Linked DNA regions of Homo sapiens: region 2 is linked to region 1. A link is an interaction called in ENCODE POLR2A ChIA-PET data of the cell type or tissue named here. Cell type or tissue: GM12878. All regions are shown on one strand.

Region 1 (8,000 bases):
CGAATAGACATTTCTCAAAATAAGACATACAAATGGCCAAGAGGTATATGAAAAAACTCAACATGCTAATCATCAAGGAAATGCAAATCAAAACCACAATGAGCTATCATCTTACTCCAGTTAGAATAGCTATTATTAAAAGCCAATAAATAACAGATGCTGGTGAGGATGTGGAGAAAAGGGAACTCTTATACACTGTTGGTGGGAATGCCAATTAGAACAGCCACTATGGTAAACAGTATGGAGAGTTCTCAAAAAACTAAAAATAGAACTACCATGATCCAGCAACCCTTCTACTATGTATCTATCCAAAGGAAATGAAATCAACATATCAAAGGGATACCTGCACTTGCATGCTCACGTGTTTACTGTAGTAATATTCGCAGTGGTAAAGATATGGAATCAACCTGTGTCCATCAATGAATGAATGAAGAAAATGTGGTATTATACACAATGGAATACTATTTGGCCATAAAAAAGAAAGAAATCATGTCATTTGCATCAACATGGATGGAACTGGAGGTCATCATGTTAAATGAAATAATCTAGGCACAGAAAGACAAAGATCGTGTATTTTCACTCATATATGGGAGCTAAAGAAGTTGACCACAAGGAGGGAGTAGGATGATACATACCAGAGGCTGGGAAGGATGTCTGGGTTGGAGAGCGGGCTGAAGAGAGGTTGGTTAATGGGTACAAATGTACAGTTATATAGAAGATGTAAGTTCTCATGCTCCATAGCAGAGTAGGGTGACTATAGTTAGCAACAATGTATTGTATGTTTCAAAGTAGCTAGAAAAAAAAATTCAAATGTTCCTAACACATAGAAATGATAAATACTCAAGGTGATGGATACCCTAAACACCCTGATTTGATCATTGCACATTCTATGCATGGAAAAAAATATCATACATATCCCATAAATATGTAAAATATTATACATCAATAAAATGTGATATTGTGTCCTTCAAGTACAAGTGAAAAGAACCAGGACATATTTGCACGATTAGTTAACTGATATGGTGCGAGATGGTGACAGTCCTGGCTGAGCCTAATGCTTTGTGGTATATTTTTATAGTAACAGCTACAGTTAATGGGAACTAATGTGTAGCAAGCACTGAGCTAAGCACTTGTACACACAATCATACTTAATCCTCACAATAACCCCTTGATGGAAGAGCCATTTTATACATGAGGAAACTGAGGCCAAGGCTATAACTCATTCAAGGTCATGCAGCCAGAAAGTGGCAGAGGTAGGAGGCTCCTCATGACAATCAGCTGCTGTGCTTTTGCTGTGTTGTTTCTTGGTGTGGACAGGTGAGAGGGCTATTACTGCTTCTCACACCTTTCTTCACAGTGTGGTAGAGCATAATGGTCAATGTCCAGGCCTAGAGCCTACTACTCCTCCTGCTGACTGAGGCACCCAAACTTAACAACCGATCTCACAGGAAACTGGCAGGTGTTTTGGAGGGAATGGCTAATGGCTTTATAGTTTGGGAGGAGAAAAGGGCCGATTAAAAAAAAATTGGGCACGATCATCTCTGGGTCCAATACTCAGAGTCAGTGATGAAAACCACCCCAACAACCACTATTTGCAGAGTTCCACCTGAGAGGTAAAACTGCGTCCTGGTGGTTTATTTAGATTAAACTTGTAATTTTGTGTTTCCAGTAGGAAACATTCTATCCCAGGCAGAAATTGACCTAGTATTTACCATGTTCGGAAAACGACAGACTTCTGGTGATAACCAGCATCTAAAATCCCAGTGCACTCCATCGACTCTATGACTGGAAAGTACTGGCTCTTATGATTTCACTCAGAGCCCCCTACATTGACATATCTTATCCAACTTTTATACAGTAATGAGAGGTCTTTAATAAGATTGATATTTGATAAGATCCCAGGTAGCCTTTCCAACCAAATTTTAATTGCATGTCACCTTACCAGCCTGACAAAAGTGCTTTGGCTATTTGATAGTGCTAGTCAGAACATGAGGAGGCCCAGCCCTATGTTTGCTAGAACACTCCACAGAGAGGACAGACTTTTAAGACAAGAGGGAAGGGGGACTTTTTCATGTTTGGCTACAAGGCAAGAGCTTTAAAAGATCCTTTCTTGAATAGTTAAGGATCCAGGGAGGGTGACCGCCAAATATGGCAACTTGGTATGGCGATATTTCAAATTGAAGGCCATTGGAGACCAGTACATCCTGGATGAAGCTGTTCTCTGAAGTTCCCTTATCTACCTAGAAATTGGACCTGCCAAAGAGGAACAAAATTGCCTTCAGTCACCTCCCCTAAAATTTCATTAATCAGAGAAGATCAAAACTCATGTCACAGAGGAAGGGACTGAAGATTAAACACCACACTCAGAGCTCAGATGAACGTTGTCCCAAACTATTGCCTGTTCTTGGGTCCCATTCAGTTCCCAAAGAGAATTATTTACCTTCCATTGTCTGAGCATTGGGCCCATTCATTCCCCTTAAATATCATTTACTACTCTTCAAAATTGCCACATTTAACCTCCATTTCCCCTTTCCCTATGAAGAAAGGTATAGAAAAAAGCTGGACCTCCCTGGGTTATGAGGTAACCACTCTCCTGTGATTTTCTCCTGTGTAGCATTTTATTTTTAAGAGGTAGGGTCTTGCTCTGTTGCCCAGGCTAGAGTGCAGTGGTGGCTCACTGCAGCCTCAAACTCCTGGGCTCAAGCGATCCTCCCCTCAACCTCCTGAGTATTTGGGACTACAGGAGTGAGCTACCATGCTCAGTTTCATGCATATTAATAAATTTTATTCCTTTTTTTCCTGTTAATCTGCCTATTGTAAGTTCATTTTCAAGTAAGCTTCAGAGGGTGGAGGAGAAGCTTTTCCTGTTACCCCTCCAATAACAACAGATTGTCTCGTGTATTTCAGTTACTTCAGTCTTCCTTACTCTTCTTAATCCCTCCCTAAATCCCCCGTCTAAACATGAGGGTCAGTATCAGCTGGTTTGGCAGATTCTTATGGGATCTAATGTTTCCCCAAGCTCTAGTTTTGCATTAATATCCAATTCTTGCTTCATTTGTCTACCCACCCTGCCTCCTTGGAGTTTCCTTCTCTCCCTCATCCACCCCCTCTTCTTCATTGTCAACCTCTCCCTCTCAACTGGCTCCTTGCCATCAAAACTCACTTCCCTTCTTGAAAAAACCCTTGTCTCATGCACCCTCCCTCTTTCATCTTTTCTCTCTCCTCCCCATCACAGCCCAACTTCCTGAAGAGCTGTCTACATTTGTTGTAACATTTTCAGCTTACGTACGTGACTGAACTCACCAAAACCTGCTTTCTGTTCCTTCTGTACTCCATTCAGTTACTCTCGCTTCCTTGTTGGTAGCTCAGAGGGCGCCTCACAGCATGACCCCATCACACTGTGGGCCACACACTCCATTTTGAAACCCCTGCATCTGCAACAGTGTTTTCCTGGCACCCTCACCTCTCTCTGATCACTCCCTTTCCATCTTCTCTACGCCCTCCTCTTTCCCAGCCTGTCTTATAAAGACCAGTCCTCCTCAGGCTCTGTTCCAGCCTCTTCCCTTCTCCCTGGTTACTCCCTGGGTGGCAGCATCCAACCCTCTATCCTTTAGTCCTCATAGCACTGTGAACAACAAAATGAACAGTTTATATAAACAATGACAGCTTTTTTGACCTTCGTTTTCCACAGAGCTGCCAAATTTAATAAGGTTAATGACATTGCCAGAGGGTTATGTCGCGGTCAGAAACAGGAGTGCTATTTTGTGCCAGGAGAAACAGAGACTCAGATTCAACCAATATTGATGGGGAACACCCATTATGAGTTTGGATCATCATATACATTATTTTATTTGATATTCTCAATAACCCTGTGAGGTGAATATCATGACCCCTCTTTTGCAGATGGAGAAATAGAAACTTACCCAAGGTCACATAGCTGGCTGGTAAGTGAAAAAACGAATTTGAATCTGGGTCCCCATCTATGTTGAGATTTTTCCCTAACTTTAAGTACTGCACCATAACCAGGGCAGCTTTCATGAGCCTGTAGAAAACTATCACCTTCATATGGAAAGACCAGAGGTGGTTTGTCTTGTATAATAAGCAGAGAATTCTTAAAAATCTCATTTCAAAGACATATGGATGTGTGTCTTGCTGTACGATAATCGGTGCTATGGAAAAGTCATTCCATTGCTAAGTTTTCCACATTTTTGTAAAATGCCAGACTTTCCATCCAAACAAAACAAAGCTACATGGACTATGGAATCAGCCTCTCTCCAGACTGCCATAATAGCAGCTCTAGAGGAAGTTGTTAGGATTTTTTTTCAAATAATTGTTGTTATTTCAGCCACAAAACAATTATGCTTTAAAAATCTATACTTATTAGTAGCATTCCTTGGGAAGGGAAGAAGCCCTCGTTAGGTGAGCACATACTGTCGGATTAACCATGAAGAAGTGAAGACCTCACTCCATGAGCGTTCTCTGATCCTAGCAGGAACTGAGAGTAACTTCAAGGGGCTCATGTCTCTTGTGCCCACTGATAAACATTTTAAAAGAAAGAGACGAATACAGAGCTCCTCCCTTTAAGACAGGGTGGCAAAAAGGCAGCCCAAGATCGGACTGGCAGGCAATGTGTTGTTTGGCCCGTGGGGTATTTTTTTTTTTTTAGAAATGGATTCAGTTGTTGTAAGGCTTGGTCTATTTCACATGGAAAGCTGGATTTCTGGCTTTTCTCAAAGGGCGGCTACATTCTTCTGGAGCCAAGTGTGACTGCCCCCGTGAAAGAGGCCAGGGCTTTCCAGTTTGCCTCAGACTCTAAATGCCGGTTCATTCTTTTATGTTACCTGACTGGCTGTTATAGAAAGTCGAGTTTTATGCTTCTGCTTTAAAGATTCTAAAATTCAGGCTTTCATAAACCTAGAGAGTAAGTGCTTCTCGTCAAAATCAAGGCTTCAATTAGGCCTCACTGGTGTGCCCAATATCATCTTCCTTCCCTCTTTCTGCAAAGATTTGTTGAATAGCTATTCTGCACCACGCACAGGAATTGTTGCAGTGAATGGGGCATCATCATCATCACCATCATCATCATCATCAGTTGGCACTTTGAGAGCTTTCTCTGTGCCAAGAATTGTAAGATATCTAAACACACATTTAATCCTTATAAAGCTCCCAGTGCTGTAGAGGTCTCTTATTATCACCATTTAAAGCTGTGGCATTGGAATTTAGAAGTTTGTGCAGGCTCACACAGCTGGTAAGTGGTGAAGCCCGAAGTTGGGTGTGGGGAAGTCTGACTAATGAGCCCAGGTTCTTAACTCTCCACATTGCTGACGAGTGGATGGAGCTCACAGTCTAAGGGAGATGCCTGCTCACAAGGCTTGTCACCATGGGGGCAGAGAGGGCATCTCACTCTGATTCATTTGCTGGAGTCAACATTTCTTCTGTTTGGTCAGAAATCCTCACCAGGGAGACCAGGCTTATTGGGCTTATCTTAAATACTCTGCATGGAGTTGGGTCTTTCATACTTACTACAAGATCATGAAGATTTGCCGTATGTGCTGTGTGTGCACGTCTGAGAGTATAGATTCTGTGTGTGTTTCAATCAAGAGATGGAAAACTTTTAGGAGGCCTCTGAGGCACTATCCACCTCCTAAAAAATTTTCTCTAGATTTTATTCTTAACATCTCCACCAGGTTTCATTTAGCTGTTCTTCCAAAGAGGCTTTTTATACTGAGTGATCAGGACAAAAGCGATACCCCATTTATCTTTGTATTTCCACAGCTCAGCACCTGGGGAAACACAGTTCTCCTCTGTACAGGCTTCTTGAGGGAACAAAAGAAACCATCAGAAGGACGAGGGTGCTGTCAGATTCAAGGAAGGCTTGGCTGTGTCTGTGAGATGGAGACAGACAGCTGGGCACAAAGGCAGTATCTGAAGGAGTTTCACAGAAATTCCTAGGAGACCCACAAATGCTGGGTCCTTAGCGAGAAGCAGTCTACCCTCCCATCTGGCTGGGGTCTGTACATTTCAGTGTTTAACTTTGTGGTTTGGTTGCCTTTTGGGACCAATAGTGCTGGCAAGGCACATTTTTCTGCCTCTCTACTTTAATTCATCAATACTTTTTGGCAAAAAGAAGCTGTGGCTTCAGGATGTTTTTGATATTTTTTTAAAAAGTTTTTTCTTATTACCTTTAGGGATTGGTCAAATAATTCCCTTAGTTAATTTTATGATAACTATTGAAAATTTCCTCAAAATAGGCACTGGTTTTGAGCTATGAAGTGTTCAGAAGAGGGAAAACAAAGTAAAAAAACAAACTTTGAGCTTTCTATTTAAAGAACACAATAGAGATTGTTTTTTCTTTATAGACATGTCCAATCAGCCATAGAGTCAGGGCCACAGGGGGATAGACTTCCAGGCTCTGCGCTGTCCCTGGGGAGGGAGTGGCAGGGACACTACAGAGTAGTTACGGTCCTGAGTGGAGATTCTTCTAACAGCTGGCCCCCAGTGACATAAAAATCTGTAGTTGGCCACCCAATGTTGGTAGAGAATAAAACCTGGCATGAGGCCAGGAGGGGGCTGCTTTCTGTATTATTAAAACTTTACAAATAGTAGCCCGAACAGTGCAACTTCTCATACAAGTCCTGCAGAGAAGCACATCCCTCTCATTTTCATAGGGCTCTGTGGATTAATGCGCTTTCACATCGCCCCTCACTACCTTGCTCAATCTTCCCAGTACCCATTTTACTTACAGATACCAAGGGCCCCAGAGGTCACAAGACCAGCTCAAGGCTGTACAGCCAGGACATTTCAGTCCAAGCACTGGAAAGTGGGCTTTCTGATTCTCAGCCTTGCACCTTTTTGCTACACCACAGGCTGTTAATTTCCAAATTGAGTGGAAATCTATAACCACCCACTTCTCCTTGCCCTGTGTGTATTCTGGCATTCAGGGAATCCATTGAAAAGAAGGGCTTGAGTGTTCTAAGATGAGGGGAATGCTTTGGTAAGTCTGGGAGGATCTGGTGAAAAACTTGCAAGCCAGCAAAAATGTTTTCACACTGAAAGGGACTGTGTCTTTTTCATTTTTAGTTCCCCAGTGTCCAGCTCCATGCCTGGCACCTAACCACCCTCCATAAATGTTTGTTGATTTGAAACCTGTATTTTAAATCCATCTGCAAGACTGGATTAACCCAAAGGGCAACTTTCAGTGTTGACTATGCATACTTCACTTTTTAGCTAAATTCCTTCCTTAGTTGAGGGTCCTTCCTGAGCAAACTTTCCATTTCTGGAAATTGAATTTCTGGATAGTAGGCTGACAGAGAAGGTTTGGATCACAGGTTGTTCTGGAGAGGTAGTGGTATTTGCTTTTCTTAGCCACTCTGTTGAAGAACATTATGTTATGGTGACAGAACGCTTGCAAATACTTAGCCAAGCTTAAGACATGCCATGATAAGGAAGGTTCACCACAAACACAAATAGCTATGTAGAAGCCACCGTCTTGCAGCTAATGAATTTGTGCTGGGTGTGATATTTACCCCAGCCATTAACTGAAGATTCAAACACTGTTGGGTAAAAAGACATTTATTTGTGTGACCTGACTTTGCTGTATGAATGCTGGTCAGTTACTTAATTTGCCATCACTTTTGGTACTTTTTAGTGATGTTTCTCCATTAGCAAAATGAAAGTGTTTTATTTAGAAGGAAAACAGTCATTCAATCACATCCATTTGACCTATGTGCCAAGGACTTTGCTGTGGATACAATGTGAACTGTGGCTCTTTGGTCAGTCTTGAACACTTCCTGGTGGAAGAACTTAGCCCGGGCTTTTGGGAGTATCCACAGAAAGCTGGTGGCTCAGGGAAAAGGCTGCAGGGAAAAAGTTCTACTGGGACCTTGGAAACACATCTCTGCCCGGCACCAGGCACACCCATCTGCATGAAATGCATATGTCAGTGGATTGCACACAGATTCTGGTTTGCCAACTCAGGGGCTCCTCCCAATGCCCTGCCA
Region 2 (8,000 bases), 87 kb before region 1:
GGGCACTGCCTGGAATGGGCCTGATTGTTGTGATGAGTTTGAGTTTGTGGCCATTCTTGCTGGTCCTTCAAGGTAGCAGAAAGGATGGTGCTGGTATCTTAGCTGCTTGAGCCAATTATGTTTTTACTGGAATTGGAGTAACAAGCTTCTGTGCTGCCTATTAACTTCCTACATGCTGAGATGAGAATAGCTTGAAGCTGTGGAAAAATGCTGATATACTTAAAATAAAGAACCAAAATAGCCATATAAAGAAACCTCAGGGAATTTTAACCAAGAAATTACTGCCAAATAAATCTGCAGCCAGTCAAAATGCTGAATATTTTATTTTGAAAAGGAACTATATTTTTAGTCTCTGCCATGCTTGTCAACACTCCACTGTAATAATAAACTAAACCATTCATTAAAAAAAAAAAAGATGGAAGTGACCTTTTTCACAAACCCAATTAGCCACACCATGCATTAGTGGAGACAGAAATGCACAAGTGACTGTTGGCGATCATAAACACGAGGTCGGGGCATTTGTAGTTCATAACAAGGAATAAGAAGCATCTACTGTCCGATCGGAGTTCCACCAAAACTGTTGGCTTCTGTGGGCCCTTCCCACAACAACAAAAGATGAGCTGAAAAATAAAAGTCAACTCTGGTCATCATGGTAGTTCAGTAATCTTTTCTTCTCTCTTTTCTTCTTGAATGTTCATTTTATTGCATTCACTGTTGTGAGGTGAAAGGCTGAAGAAACTAATTATAAAAACAATATGCATCCATCTTAGATAATTTGGAAAATAAGCCAATAATAAAAAAGAAAATAAAAGTTACCCATCCCTCACCATTCAGAAATAATCGCAGTTAACATTTTGATATATTGCCTTCTTATCTTCTTTAAATGCATTATAGGTAAATAATTTAAAATACAATTAGGAGGATGCATATGATTTTGTTTTTTTCCCTTAGCATATTATACACATTTTCCTATGTGAGTAAATACTCTTCAAAAAGATAATTTTTAAAGGGTGCACAATAGCCAACCCCATGCATAGAACATAAATTCATCATTGGAATTCCTATTAATAGATATGCAACTTCTTTTCATTTATATTAATACATGTCTATAATGAATATCTCTTTATAATGTTTTATGTACTTGTATTAGTCTGTTTTCACACTGCTGATAAAGACATACCCGAGACTGGGTAATTTATAAAAGAAAGAGGTTTAATGGACTCACATTTCCACAAGGCTGGGGAGGCCTCACGATCACGGCCGAAGACGAAGGAAGAGCAAAGGGATGTCTTACATGGGAGAAGACAAGAGAGCATGTGCAGGGAAACTCCCCTTTATAGACCCATCAGATCTTGTGAGACTTATTTACTATCAGGAGAACAGCACAAGAAAGACCCACTCTCATGATTCAATTACGTCCCATGGGGTCCCACCCATGACACATGGGAATTATGAGAGCTACAATTAGAGATTTGGGTGGGGACATAGCCAAACCATATCAATACTGTTATGATTGTTTCCTTAGTATGCATTCTGAGAAGTGGAATTCCTAAGTCAAAGGATTCTGTGCATGTTTTAGCTAGTAAGTTTCTTGTTAAAAATAAATGATGCTTCTACTAATACATTGAAAATTATTATAATAATTACCCCCCTCCATCTACTTTTCTTTCAAAGATAAGCATTATCCCTTGAACCTCAGTATTATCAGTCCCATCTCTACTGGGTGCTGCCATATAAAACCAAACATGATATATAGGTTCACTGACATGGATAATTTGTCTCTCACCTCACTGTCTGCCAGAAGGAATATGGTGGAATTTGCTAAGGGATTCAAATGTATATCCAAGAAATGTGACAAATACTTTTGGGGTGCCTGAAAAGGTCAACCTCCATCCTTAGACAGGTGTCTGCATAAGCTTTCCTGAACAATGGGGCTGGGCATTTTATTTTTATAACAGGTAGATCAGGGATATCTGACTCTACCCAAAGCACTCAGATAGAAATCACAAAAGTTTGACTTAAGAGGCTACGAGACTGTATTCCATGAAGGTGACTTCTTCTAGAAGACTAAGCTGCAGCAGCCTTTTTGGGCCATGAGGACTGGTGATGAAGCAGAGAGAGCCAGAGGCAATCTGCAAAGGAAGCCAGAGGAGGGAGCAAAGGGACAGAGGGAAGCAGAGAGACATTGGGGTAGGATAGGGAAGGGAGAGAAAAATAGACAGAGCAAGGGTTTAGTTACCAAAGATTCGACTTCCTGTGTATATTCTTCAAGTTTCATGAAACACTCCTCTCATCTTGCAATAAGTTCTCTTTTACTCAAGCTGACTGAAATGTGAGCAAGTTATCCTGACTCAAACAATGGGACTGATGTTGATCAATCTTCCCACTGTGGCAATCTCAGGCACATGCTCTTTGTTATATGGCTAGGTGCTGGTCAGTATATATTTTTTAAAACAAGAATGTATAATTGCTGAATGTACCTTAATTTGAAAATGTTGTTTTTTTCCCTGTAGATAGGTCATATTGGTCAGACCACATGCTGACATGTGAATTTGTTCCCACCAAATGAGTCAGTTGAGATTTTAAAAAGCAAAAACAAAAAACCCAAACACCTCCCAATTGTTCTGGAGGATAAAAAAAAATGAGCTAGTTGGTCTTACTGGCTTGTACTAACAAAAAATAACCCCAAAAAATCTGGCTTCAGTATACTTAAAACAATAACATTAGCTCTTTCTGCTATCCCAGTGGGAACAGAGTTGTAATAAACTGCACATTGTCCAGATTGGTGTGATTTTAACCTGGTAGTGGGATAAAAAATATTTGCTACATGGTTTAAAGTTGAAATAGCAAGAACAAGTCTTTCTTATTCACATTTTCTTAAGAAGCTCTCTGTGCATAGAAGAGTGTGAGCCTGGGATGGGACAGGTGAGACATACTTTGAGGGATGTCAGCTCCTGCTCATTGCTACCTAGATAACGTATACACTAGAACTGAGACAAGACGCTGGGGAGGCTGGAGTGGCTTTTGCTTTTGCTTTTATTTTGGAATAGCAAAATATAGATGAGGAGAAGATGATGCAATTTTTGTAGGAGAAAAGAGTGAAGGGACAGGGTGAGGAAACAGCAGAAGTTGTTGTTTCTCTTTCCCCATCTTCTTCCAAAATTGAAATACTGAAGCATCTTAGGCACAGTTTTCTGTGAAAATGCACAGAGATGGTGTCTTAGTCTGTTTTGGGCTGCTGTAAAAGGACACCCAGAGGCTGGGTATTTTATAAAGAACAGAAATTTATTTCTTATAGTTCTGAAGGCTAAACATCCAGGATTGAGGGGCCGGCATCTGGTGAGGGCCTTCTTGCTGTGTCATCCCATGGCAGGAGCAGAAGGGCAAGAGAATGGGGACACATGGGAGAAAGGAAGCAAGAGAGGGCCAAATTTGCTTTTCTAATAAACCCACTCTCACAATAATGAAACTACTCGCATGATAGCAGCATTAATCCATTCATGAGGGCAGAGCTCTCATGACCTAATCACCTCTTAAAAGTCCCACCTCTCAGCTTGGTTGCATTGGGGATTAAGTTTCCAACACATGCACTTTGGGGGACACATTTAAACCACAGCAGATGGAGATGTGCATGTGGGAGGATCATGAGGAAGCACTCTTGGAAAGAGCATCTGTGAGGAAATAAATAAAGCAGGGTTGGGAAAGGCAGAAGTGAAGCTGCAATACAGCTACAACAGAGGTCTCAGCTGATCTCATGGTTTCTGGAGCTGGGCTGGCCCTTCGGAGTTAGCTCAAATTAAGGCAAGGGGAGTGGTCCTTATACTCTGCATTATCTACCAGTCATTGGATGTGGGCTGCTCCTGTGTCTTCAGCGGGGGGCATAACCTTGGGCAAAGCAGCTTCTTTCTACTCAGAACTTTTCCCGTGGAGGTTCAATTGTGAGCTGTTTGTAGCCAATGCTCCTGACAGCTAGAAGCAAATGCCTCATTCAGGGGGATCTGAGCAGTGCACCACAGTAGCCACTGGAGTCCACACCTCCCACCACTTGGGGCCACTTGCTTCATATAGTAAGTTTATCCCAACTGGGATAAGCTCCTCCAGGGTTCCTGGATAACTCTGCCAAAGATAGGTTATTAGGATAAACTATAGCCCCTGCTACTGCACCTGGTCCTGAGGCTTCAACTTATACACATTGTCTTTCCTATGACCCATTCTTGATTCCCTTCACCCTTGGCTAGCACCTGTCTTGGTCGAGGTGTCTTGTCTGGTGTGAGCAGACTTCATTCCTGAGAGGTCTGAGCCCCTGGCCACAATGCCCTGCTTAGGCTGTGGCTGCTGCATTTGCCCATTTACCATTAAAATTAGGCCTGGAAGTATAAACAGATGCTTCATTATATCACTTGGGTGCCCAATATATTCCTTCCTGCCCTATTGTATCACTTCAGTCACACCTGTGATGATCTGGGTCACTTTACCCAGATGATTTACAGCATCAAGGATGATGACCTTTTCCTTGTCTGCTGGTCTCTTGGCACAAGGCTCTTGAAGTAACTGGGTGGCAGCTACAGTTTAAGGTTTACTGAGACCCTTACTTTGTTCCCTGGTGGAAGCGTTGCCCTCTGGGGATCAGGATCTCTAGACCATAGAGCCAACTGTTGCAGGGATGGGCAATTTCAAGTCCCCATGCTGGAGTTGTGATAAACAGGGCTGCTCCTACTTCCACCCCTTGGTTCCTCCTGGACCTGGGTTATAGACTATATCAGGGGACACAGCTCAGTAATGTTTATTGATTTAGGATGTGTACAGCATTCTGGAGAAGAGTGCTCCATATTTGCAGAGTGTCACTTCTAAGCTAGTGCCTCAGCTGCACCTTCAAAAAGCTGTTCAATTTTTATCAGGCACAAATGTTCTAGGCGGGACTGTATGTGATAGAACCAGTGGATCCCGTGGTTAAGTGCCCACTGCTATACTTCCTTTGTTGCGTAGTAAGACCCTTGTCCAAGACGATGTTAAGCAAGATCCCATATCAATGGTCCAACACTCAGTAAGGCCTGTGATCATGGTGATGGCTGAGGCTTGGCAGGCAGGAGAGCAAACTTGTACTTGAAATACATATTTGCTCTCAGTCAATATGAACGACTGCTCATTCCTGGGTAGAAATGGTCCACTGAAGTCAAGTTATCACCAAGTAGCTGATCTCCTTGAGGGACGGTGCCAAACTGGGGTCTCAATGTTGGCTTTGTTCCTGTAAAGTTGGTTGCAGCAATAGCAGCACTATTGGGCCCAAATATAGCCTGCATTCCTGCCCCCATGGCCTCTGTCCATGAGCCCATTGTGCCAACACTTGGCATAGCTGGTGACAGAAGCTGGCTGTTGTCAACGGGTCAAATCATCCCATCTCCTTGGTTGTTTAGTGAGTCTTCTATGATGAATGTTCTGTGATGGACATTAACATGGGAAACAAAGTCCCTCCCACGTGGTTTCTGCTCCCCTATGTCCATCTGCAGCCTCTTCTCCAGACCCCCTTGCCTCTGACCTTCCAAACTTTCTTTTGACAGATCCAACCCACCAGTCACATGGTTTATCACTGTCCATGAAACCACCTATCATCTTGACTCAAGCTACTCTCTTACCACATCGTGGATGACTAAGTGTGCTGCCTAAAACTCTGCTCACTGGGAGATCCCTCCCCACTGCTGCTTTCAGTGCCATTTGTGAGAGGGGCTGTGACACAGAAGCCACCTGTCTTTAGCTTGTACTCACACACCAAGACAACCATCCATTGGTGAGCCCTGCTTAGCCTTTTTAAAAATTCCTTTAGCTTCTCAAAAGCGATCTCCCTCCCCCATGCAGCTGAATTGGTGAGCTCAGGGAGAGTGCATGTGTGGTACTGTTAGATGTCATGTGGGGTTGGGCCACCTCTTCATGCAGCTTCATTGAGTGCTCTGATCCAAATGTACCACTTCTGTCTTATGATGCATTGCTGTTGGGCATGCCACTGAGCTTCTCAGTGAGGCTTGCTCCCTTCTAACCAGCTCTGTCCTTGCTGCTCAGGTGAACAGGCTTTTTGGCTGCATGTGGAAGATCCATTCTGGCGTGCCCACCTCTACAAGCCTCTTCTCCCCTTCACTGTTTGCTGCAGCAGCTCTAGCATTTCTCCTACAATTTATTGCAAATATATTTTCCAAGAGGTTGAGAGCCTCCTAGCAGCATATCAGCATCATCTTCTGGGATCCTTGCAGGAGTGTTGAATTCTGAATTACAAGATGATGCTCCCATATCAATGAGCCCTCCCCCGCTTATCTGAGTTGATCTTGTCTTCCTTGACGCATCACCTTGGGATCCAGCCCCATGCATGTCCCCCAAACCCCAGCTCTAGCTAGCACTAGTCGGCTAGGTCTTGTGGCTTTTTTGAAGCATAGAGACCCTGTCCTGGCTTAATAAGCTCAGCACTTCCCATGCTGGCTCATGTGACTTGATCCTGTGTATTGGTGTGATGTCCAGGACAGATAGGGTAGATCCTGAGAGGCTCTCGTGCTCTCTTTAAGTTAGAGGATCCTGTAATGTCTTCAAGCAAGAGGTCAATGTCAGTCTTAGTAGAAGGCAGTAGACTACTTCTGCAATCCCAGAGCACCAAAAGGCTCTGGATTTTTAAAGTTCTTGAGCACATCAAGACAAATCTTCACATTGCAAGTCTTAGGGTCCCCCACGCACTCTCAATTTTTTGTAAATAGAATCATATGATTTTTGGCAATTCTGTATGCTCCTTTTTCCACTCAAAAATATTTCCAGGATATCTTTCTATGTCAACATACATTTACGTTAGGTTAAACTATATGAAAAGACGGATATTCAAATGTTTTGAACCTGCAAAAATGGCACTAGAGTTTAACCTAATGGAACTTGTTCTTCCTGCAGAATTCCCATTTCGGTAAATAGCTGTTCCATCTTTCTGGTTGCTTAGGCCAGAAACCTTGGAGTCATTTTTTTCCTCCTTATTTTTTTCTCAGACCTCTAAACCAATGTGTCAGCAAATTCCATCTACTCTACCTTCAAAATGTATCCAGATCTTACTCAAACTGTTTCACCTTCATGGCTACCATTCTGAATCATCATTTCTCACCTGGGTTATTCTAATAGCCTCCTAACTGGTAACCTTTCTACTGCCTTTATCTTCCTTCTAGCCATACTTTAAAACAATTTTTTAAAATATTTTGTAGAGACGGGGTCTCTCCATGATGACCAGGCTGGTCTCAAACTCCTAGCCTCAAGTGATTCTCCAACCTTGGCCTCCTAAAGTGCTGGTATTGCAGGCATGAGGCACCGTGCCCAACCCCTTATACCCAATCTTAACAAAGGAGCCAGAGGGATCCTGTAAAACATAAATAAGATCATGGCTCTTGTCTGCTCAAAATTGTCCAAAGATCTCCCATGTCACTTAGAATAAAAACTAAAGTCTATGACAAGCCCTGTGTAACTTGGCATCTCTGATCTTGTTGATCCTCTAGTTTACTTCTCTGCTGCTCACTTACTTCTCTTATTCAACCAGTCTCCTTTCTGTTCCTTGGGCACATCCGGCTTGCTCCTGCCTCAGCACCCTTGCATCTGCTCTTCCATAAGCCTAGAAGGCAGCTTACCCTAATATCCATGTGGCTCTCCCTTTTCTCCTTCACATTTTTACTCAAATGTCATCTTCCCTCATCTCCCTATTTTAAATGGCATCCTTCTTTGGCCTCCCTAATCCTCTTGCCTGCTTTATTTGTATCCATAGTGCTTCTTGACATCTAACATATATTTTCCTTACTTATTTTGTTTACTGTCTCTCTCCACTAGACTGTAAGGTCAAGGAGAGCAGAACATTTTGCCGGCTTTGTTTACCTCTGAAGAAACTAGAATAGTGCCTGACATACAGTTACCATTCAAAAAAAAAATGTTGAATGAACGAATGGATGAATGGATCATTCTTAATGACTTCATCATCTGTATAGATCTTAATTTAC

What was found. ChIA-PET counts read pairs that join two places held together with the same protein. Peaks named below come from ENCODE experiments on the same cell type or tissue, not always from the same donor. Only the 100,000 strongest peaks of a DNase experiment are listed, where the experiment ranks them.
Region 2: POLR2A ChIA-PET joins it to region 1 with 5 read pairs; 2 of 35 experiments call an interaction of 5 or more read pairs at or near these places.

Annotation. Positions count from the first base shown.
Region 1 is chr6:149,061,558-149,069,557 of GRCh38, reverse strand. The region is part of intron 7 of UST (uronyl 2-sulfotransferase); the gene reads right to left. Among named protein-coding and RNA genes, the nearest start is that of UST-AS2, 33 kb to the right of the region's middle. RefSeq lists enhancers at 3,157-3,566, 3,587-3,666. In GM12878, no CTCF peak of the experiment used is centred here; a DNase peak (open chromatin) is centred at 3,277; H3K27ac peaks cover 3,272 bases.
Region 2 is chr6:149,148,906-149,156,905 of GRCh38, reverse strand. LOC124901426 (a long non-coding RNA gene) reads right to left here. Exons shown (of 2, transcript XR_007059807.1): 2 at 300-620. Among named protein-coding and RNA genes, the nearest start is that of TAB2-AS1, 100 kb to the left of the region's middle. In GM12878, no CTCF peak of the experiment used is centred here; no DNase peak of the experiment used is centred here.